3 separate regions of the Homo sapiens genome follow, and regions 2 and 3 are each linked to region 1. The links are chromatin contacts, found by Hi-C or POLR2A ChIA-PET in ENCODE. All regions are on one chromosome and are shown on one strand. The core of a region is the stretch at or near the end of the contact, and the rest is flanking DNA. Distances in the headings are between cores, read along the strand shown. Region 1 overlaps PDXDC1 (pyridoxal dependent decarboxylase domain containing 1). Region 2 overlaps NDE1 (nudE neurodevelopment protein 1). Region 3 holds the start of MARF1 (meiosis regulator and mRNA stability factor 1).

Region 1 (2,618 bases), core at 82-2,581:
CTGACCTCGTGATCCACCTGCCTCGGCCTTCCAAAGTGCTGGGATTATAAGCATGAGCCACCGTGCCCAGCAGGTATAACTGTTATTTCTTTTAGGAGATTACATCTTTCATCAATATGAAGTCTATTTTATCCCACACTAATATGGCTATGGTACTTTCATTTTGTCAGCATTTGTCCAAGATAAACTTTTCCACCTTTTTATTTTATTGTCACTTCCTGGATTATTTTGATTTAGATATGCCCTTTATAAAAATCATATAGGTGGGCTGGGCACAGTGGCTCACATCTGTAATCCCAGCACTCTGGGAGGCCCAGGCGGGTGGATCACAAGGTCAGGAGATGGAGACCATCCTGGCTAACACGGTGAAATCCCGTCTCTACTAAAAATACAAAAACAAAATTAGCCGGGTGTAGTGGTGGGCGCCTATAGTCCCAGGTACTCGCGGGGCCGAGGCGGGAGAATGGCGTGAACCTGGGAGGCAGAGCTTGTAGTGAGCCGAGATCGTGCCACTGCACTCCAGCCTGGGCAACAAAGCAAGACTCCAGCTCAAAAAACAAACAAACAAAACATATAGATGAATTTGTTTTGTTTCCACCCAGGTTCCTTGTAATACAGAACATGCATTCTGAAGCCAGCTTAAGCATATTAAGCACTTTCAGCCGCTCCCTTGGTAATTGATTGCACTACAGATTTTGCTGGGGAGATCCCTTTTCAGAGAGAGCTTAGTTAAAACGTTGAGTCAGGCATTCCCCCAACCGTCCTAAATTTCCAGTTAGCAGTAAGCCAACTAAAAAGATTTCAAACACTCACCAACGGCCTCAACAAACACAGCTAAAGAAAGTAGTTCTTTTGTAAGGTCTATGCCAGGAAAAGGGCTGAAAACTTTTTCCCCTCATACCTAAATCTACCTCAAATTAAAAAAAAAAAATCTTAACAGACACATTTAGTTTAGCTGAAACAAGATCAAATGTCAATGCATGGGCTGTGCCACAGGCTCTTCCAGCAAAATAAAAGCGTACTGCTGTGTTAGTGCCTGGATCGCATGCAGATTCTCTTTTCGTATTTCTTGGCAATGTCTGGTGACTAACCCTTGACATGTGTCTGCTGACATCTGCAACATAATCACACTGGCAAGTCACTCAGTCACATGCAAACTGCAGCCCCTCCAGTTTATCATGTGATTGAATATGGGTGAATTTGTGTTTTTAAACAATAAGGCAGGAAGTGATGGTTTTCCTGTTGGCAATAAAGTGAATATTTATGTGGTTTTTCTATTTTGTCTTTTTTTTTTTTTTTTGAGACAGAGTCTCACCCTGTTGCCCAGGCCGGAGTGCAGCAGCGCAATCTCGGCTCACTGCAATCTCAGCCTCCTGGGTTCAAGCTATTCTCCTGCCTCGGCCTCCTAAGTAGCTGGGATTACAGGTGCCTGCCACCACAACCAGCTAATTTTTATATTTTTAGTAGAGACAGGGTTTCGCCATTTTGGCCAGGCTGGTCTTGAACTCCTGACCTCAGGTGATCTTCCCGCCTTGGCCTCTCAAAGTGCTGGAATTACATGCATGAGCCACCGCACCCGGCCTAAATAAGCAGTTTTATTGTAGTATGATTTTTTTTTTTTTTTTTTTTTTTGAGACAGAGACCCTTTCTGTCGCCCAGGCTACAGTGCGGTGGTGCGATCTTGGCTCACTGCAACCTCCACCTCCCAGGTTCAAGCGATTTTCCTGCCTCAGCCTCCCAAGTAGCTGGGACTACAGGTGCACACCACCACACCTGGCTAATTTTTGCATTTTTAGTAGAGATGGGGTTTTACCACATTGGTCAGGCTGGTCTTGAACTCCTGACCTTGTGATCTGCCTGCCTCAGCCTCCCAAAGTGCTGGGACTACAGGCATGAGCTCTCATGCTCGGCCTATTGTAGTATGATTTACATGCAACAAAACTCACTCATGTAAGTATACGGTCCAATGAGTTTTGACAAATATATAGAGCATGTAACCATCAACACAATCAAGATTCAGAATACTTCCATCAACCCCCAAATCCCATCAACCCCAATATAATTACCCTTTCCCTGACTCCTCACTGGCCCTGGAAAATCCTGATCTGCTTCTGTCACTGTAGTTTTTTGCCTTTTTTTTTTTTTTTCTTTTTTTTTTGAGATAGGGTCTCACTCTGTCGCCCAGGCTGAAGTGCAGTAGCACAATCTCGGCTCATTGCAAGCTCCGCCTCCCGGGTTCAAGCCATTCTCCTGCCTCAGCCTCTCAAGTAGCTGGGACTACAGGTGCCCACCACCACACCTGGCAAGTTTTATTTATTTACTTATTTATTTTTTACAGAAACAGAGTCTCACTCTGTCACCAAGGCTGGAGTGCAGTGGTGCGATCTCACCTCACTGCAACCTCTGCCTCCCGAGTTCATGCCATTCTCCTGCCTCGGCCTCCCAAGTAGCTAGGACTACAGGTGCCCACCACCACACCCAGCTATTTTTTTGTATTTTTAGTGGAAACGGGGTTTCACCATGTTAGCCAGGATGTCTTGATCTCCTGACCTCGTAATCTGCCCGCCTCGGCCTCCCAAAGTGCTGGGATTACAGGCTTGAGTCACTGTGCCTGGCCT
Region 2 (2,618 bases), core at 78-2,577, 670 kb before region 1:
CATCTTGGCTAACATGGCGAAACCCCATCTCTACTAAAAATACAAAAAAATTAGCCGGTTCGTGGTAGCGGGTGCCTGTTGTCCCAGGTACTCGGGAGGCTGAGGCCAGGAGAATGGCATGAACCTGGGAGGCGGAGCTTGCAGTGAGCCAAGATTGTGCCAATGCACTCCAGCCTGGGTAACAGAGCTAGACTCTGTCTTAAAAACAAACAAAAAAAACCCATATTTAGTATAACAGCAAAATATTGCAATAATTTGTGACTATGAAAGCTGTTAATTTCATGTGCAGTTATTGAGAACCTGAAAATACTTAAATAGGAAAACAGATTTTCAGTAAATATAAAGAGATATACTGGTTAGATAACTAAGAACATATCCTTTTTGAGCCAAAAAATGCTTTAAAAGTCCATGGAATTGGCTGGGCACAGTGGCTCATGCTTGTAATCCCAACACTTTGGCAAGCCGAGATGGGAAGATTGTTTGAATCCAGGAGTTTGAGACCAGCCTGGGAAACACTGTGTGACCCCATCTCTTTAAAAAAAAAAAATGTGTAAGTTGGACTGGGTGTGAGAGCTAACGGCTATAATCCCAGCACTTTGGGAGGCCGAGGTGGTGGATCGCTTGAGGTCAGGACCATGGTGAGACCCCATTTCTACTAAAAATAGAAAAATTAGCTGGGCATAATGGCACATGCAATGTAGTCCCAGCTACTCGAGAGGCTGAGGCAGGAAAATCATTTGAACCTGGGAGGCAGAGGCTGCAGTGAGCTAAGATCGCACCACTGCACTCCAGCCTGGGCTACAGAGCAAGACTCTGTCTCAAAAATAAATAAATAAAATAAAATGAAAAACTTATGAAAAGAGTAAAACTAGATTAAATCTATTTGAATTTTTGTAAAACTTTTTGGCATCTTAGTACTCATATGAAACAAAGTAACCTTTAGGAAATGTATTTAATTTTTAGTTACTTCCAATTAGGTCCTGCACACTTTTCAAGGTTATTCTTATACAAAGTGCCTGTCCTCAGTTAAAAGTGAGTAGTTTCGTTTGAGGGACGTATAGAAGAAGGACCATGAGAGCAATCAAACAGCTGATGGTGCTGAGAAACTCTTGTTCTTGGAGAAGACTGTCAAACGTTCTAAATATAACTATTAAACTTGCACAAAATTGTAACATTTTCAAGTCTTTAAAATAAAGCTTTGGAGCCTAGGCAACATGGAGAAACCCGGTCTTTACAAAGAATACACAAATTAGTGAGTCATGGTGGCACATGACTGTAGTCCCAGCTACTGGGGAGGCTGAAGTGATCGTGCCACTGCACTCCAGCAGGGGCGACAGAGAGAGACCTTGTCTCAAAACATAAATACATAAAACTTTGGTGACCTAGAACTTTATTGATTCTATAATGGTGAACTGGGCTTCTACCTCATCCGATTTTTAACACTAAACTATTCAGCATTTGGCCAAATTGTATTAACAAAAACAATGCACGTTTAGTACAAAAATAAAAATAGAAAAGAAAGAAAAAACAAAAATACTACAAGAAAACACTTGGCTAATTGCTTTATAAACCTTGGAGTGCACAAGGCCCTTCTAACTATGACTAAGAAATCTGACTACAAAAAAATCAAATACCAGCCTGGCCAACATGGTGAAACCCCATCTCCGCTAAAAATACAAAAATTAGCCAGGCGTGGCAGTGGGCGCCTGTAATCCCAGCTACTTGGGAGGCTGAGGCAGGAGAATAGCTTGAACCTGGGAGGGTGGAGGTTGCAGTTAGCCGAGATCCTGCACCTGCACTCCAGCCTGGGCCATAGGGCAAGACTCTGACTCAAAACAAAACAAATCAGTAACTCTGTACAATAAAATATACATCAGACAAAGCTGGAAACAAATGACAAACTCCCAATACTGTCCATTCATGTCACAGACAAATATATAAAAATCTCCTAGAAATCATGGGAAAAAAAACAACGAACAACCCAATTTTAAAATATGCCAAAGGCCGGGTATGGTGGCTCATGCCTATAATCCCAGCACTTTGGGAGGCCAAGGTGGACAGACCGAGTCCAGGACTTTGAGACCAGCCTAGGCAACATGGAAAAACCCTGTATCTACAAAAAATACAAAAATTAGCCAGGTATAGTGGCACATGCCTATAGTCCCAGACACTCAGGAGGCTGAGGTGGGAGAATCACTTGCCCCAGGAGGTCAAGGCTCCAGTGAGCTGTAATTGCACCATGGCACTCTACTCTGGGCAATGGAGCGAGGCCCAGTCTCAAAAAAAAAAAAAAAAAAAAAAAAAAAAAAGGCAGTGTTTAACAGTGCTGGCACAACTGGGCTATCCACCTAAAGAAAATAAAAATAAAATTGAACTTGTATCTTATACTAGATACAAAAATAAATTCATTGCAGACTAAGGAATAAGGATACAAAAAAATTAAACAATTAAAAAATATTGCAAAAAAAACACAAAACACATGAACAATCAAGAACCAAGGAGACTTCCCTAGTGAAATCTGCAAACCTAGAAGGTATTTAAAAAAAGATGTAACTGATGACCTAAAAATGAAAAATACATGTATAAAAAATTTTTTTTCAAAAGAGAAAAAAGGAAAT
Region 3 (2,618 bases), core at 66-2,565, 630 kb before region 1:
AAATACCTACGCAGGGAGAGGATGTGTGCTTGTCATCTGCCTTCTGGAAAATTAAATACAGGCACAAAGGATTCTTCAGCTACATGTCTGATCCTGCCCTCCACAATACCCGTCTACAGGGATGTTTACAGGGATGTGTTAATCCCCACGTAATGGGGATTGCCTATTGAAATAACCTCCCAGTAAGGATTTTTTTGGGCAAAATATTCTCGTTTGGCAATTTCGACTTACTGATTCTTTTGCAAAGTCAACTTGTTTCTGGGCAAACTTTAAAAATAAACTCCTAAGGTAGCATTTAGCTAGCAGCTAGCACATCCTAAATCGTGTCTAGATTTAACTTACACAATATGTGCTTTGCTTTTTTCCTAATTTGCAACAGAAAATAGTAATCAGCTGGTAGTTTCAGAAATCACCCTTTTGCTGAGTCTTAAATTTTTTTTTATTCCAGGGAAACGTGAAGATTGTGGGGCGCTATTTTTTTTTTTAAAGCAAACCACACAGCATATCTGGCCACCTAAAACACAAAGTGTTTGAAACTAACCGTAAGATTTCCTTTCTGCTCGCCCAACCTGTCACTGGAAACGCAGTATTCATTTGTAACCAGCTTTGGAGCAGGGCTTTTAAAAATAACGTTTTCTTGCTAAAGTCCCCAAAAATCTCTTGATTCTTGGTGGCAATGTCCAGTTGAGTCTTTGCACACACTGTATTTTTGCCAACTGGGTCGCAACTTTGCGAGAACTCCGGGGGACCTCGTAGGAAGCCAGGTTGGCAGTTATTTTTTTCTCCACTTGCCACTAGGTTGCACTAGATTTAGGATGCTGGGGAATATGCGCCATTTAATTTTTAAAAATAAAGTAGGACCATCACGTGACGAGACCCGAGAGAGGAAAAAAAAAAAGCCGAAGGGACAGGGTTTTTCATTGAAATCCCGTTCAAATCGCCTTCCCTCCAAAGCCTGAAAGAGCTGAATTCTATTAAATCCTGGTTGGCAGGTTTTTTCCTCGGGTCCACGTCACGAGCTCATTCTCCGCTTCAAGGTTCCTTTCGACTCCACAACGTGAAGCCAGGGGGAAGGCCTCCTTAAACTGGGGGTTTTCGCCAAAAAAGCCAGGGTCACCCCCCGGGAAAGTCCCTATTTAGGGGTTTATCGGGAGGGGACTGAGCCTGACGAGGCTGCAGGGCCGCGAGGCCCCGCCCCCCCCGGGGTTCCCAGCATGCCCCGCGCGGACAGGACGCGGCGGCGGAGGCGGGGCGAGGAAGGGGCGGGGCGAAGAGGAGAGAAGGGCGTCGGTTTTGCGACAGGGGCGGTGCGGTGCGGAAGCGGAAGTGAAGGGTGCGCTTGGCGGCGGCGGCGGGAGCTGCGGAGTCGGGAATCAAAACAAAGGGCCTGGGGGGGGCGGGGGGAAGGCGGCGGGGCCGGAATGTGAGCGGAGGTGGAGCCGGCGGCAGAGGTGAGTTTGCAGACAGTCCTGCGACCAGACCCCGGCAGGCTCTGCTCCGAGGCCAGCGGGGCGGGACGGAGGACAGTGTCCCCTCTTTCCCCGCCTATTGCTGGTGGGATGGTGGTGGAGAGGGGAGGTTAGCTAACTGGGACGCGCCAGTTGGGCCCCCCACGAAAGAGTTGGCTTGTCTCCCTTTCGGGTCCATTCACTACTGTCACTGTTGGCGCCGCTGTTCCCCTTCGAGGGCATTTGGCTCCCCGCCCGCCCCTGTCTGACCCCTGGTGGGGCCCTCCAGGAGTGAAGTGCACAGCTGGAAGGTTAAGAGAGAAGGAAAGGGGCGGGTGTTTTTGCAACACACTCCCCCCTCCCCGGCCGTTTTGCATTCTCCTCGGCCTTTTAGCAACACATAGGGTGTAGTCTCAGGGTTGACAATGTCTAGGGCTTCAGCCACTCTCACTAGTAGTTGTAACGCGACCTCGTGATACACCTTTTAGAGTTTCTCAAGCACCTTTCCGGTATTACCAAGAGCTGTCCAATTGCATTTGTGTCTTTTGGACTTCTCTGAGCGGTAAATATTCTTCTCTTTTGCATATCGGTGTATTGAAACCTAAACTGTTTTCCTATTTATTAAGCTTTATTCGTTCAACAGTTATTTATTAAAATATGCCAGGCATTGTACTAAGGACAGGAGTTGGAATAGTGGATAAGAAAACATAGTCTCTGCTGTCATGGAGTTTATAGCCTAATGGGGGAGAAAGATAATAAAATAAGCTAAAAAGGCCGTTTTGGACAGAAGAGCTATGGGGGAGAAAACGGTAATGGGATGGGGTGGTGTGGGGTCAAAGACTAGATTGGGTGCTAAGGAAACAACATTTGCTAAATGTTCCCCGTGGATTACCTCATGTAATCCAAACAACGGCCTTGTAAGGTGGTTTCTATTATTATCACACCCATTTTAGAGATGGGATCTGAGGTTCAGAGAGGTTGTGAGTTGTCCAAAGCTGCACCGCAGTCAAATTGGAGACCAAAATGCAGACAGTCGACAGAGCCTATGCTCTCCTCATTGAATTGGTCAAAAGACTTGAAGAGAGTGACAGAAAGGAGACTGTCGCTCAAGTCAAACAGAACCTGCTTTTGGCTACCTAAGTTGCTTCGTGGATGGTATTTGGGAAGTTT

Evidence for each region. Hi-C counts contacts between places; a loop is a spot of excess contacts on that map. ChIA-PET counts read pairs that join two places held with the same protein, here RNA polymerase II (POLR2A). Pooled maps may share reads with other maps.
Region 2: a map of psoas muscle shows a loop between it and region 1 (10-fold over the local background). The contact joins two enhancer-like sites. A Hi-C loop is called at or near these places in 1 of 168 maps with a recorded cell type or tissue (psoas muscle). POLR2A ChIA-PET finds 5 or more read pairs at or near these places in 2 of 52 experiments (activated CD4-positive, alpha-beta T cell and activated T-cell).
Region 3: a loop to region 1 is called in a pooled map, with 10 times the contacts of the local background. The contact joins the promoter of MARF1 here to the enhancer-like site in region 1. A Hi-C loop is called at or near these places in 1 of 168 maps with a recorded cell type or tissue (chondrocyte) and 7 of 50 pooled maps. POLR2A ChIA-PET finds 5 or more read pairs at or near these places in 1 of 52 experiments (activated CD4-positive, alpha-beta T cell).

Annotation. Positions count from the first base shown.
Region 1 is chr16:15,012,889-15,015,506 of GRCh38, reverse strand. The region is part of intron 8 of PDXDC1 (pyridoxal dependent decarboxylase domain containing 1); the gene reads right to left. Among named protein-coding and RNA genes, the nearest start is that of MIR1972-1, 3.8 kb to the right of the region's middle. RefSeq lists a silencer at 2,392-2,497. Within about 2 kb of position 1,331, at least 15 of the 41 ENCODE cell types and tissues checked have a DNase peak (open chromatin) inside an H3K27ac peak, as active enhancers do.
Region 2 is chr16:15,680,945-15,683,562 of GRCh38, reverse strand. The region is part of intron 4 of NDE1 (nudE neurodevelopment protein 1); the gene reads right to left. Among named protein-coding and RNA genes, the nearest start is that of NDE1, 32 kb to the right of the region's middle. RefSeq lists an enhancer at 1,137-1,431. Within about 2 kb of position 1,327, at least 5 of the 41 ENCODE cell types and tissues checked have a DNase peak (open chromatin) inside an H3K27ac peak, as active enhancers do.
Region 3 is chr16:15,641,851-15,644,468 of GRCh38, reverse strand. It overlaps MARF1 (meiosis regulator and mRNA stability factor 1), which reads left to right and starts at 1,315. Exons shown (of 27, transcript NM_014647.4): 1 at 1,315-1,451. It overlaps MIR484 (microRNA 484), which reads right to left and starts at 1,175; the gene lies at 1,097-1,175. It also overlaps a transcript of NDE1 not described here.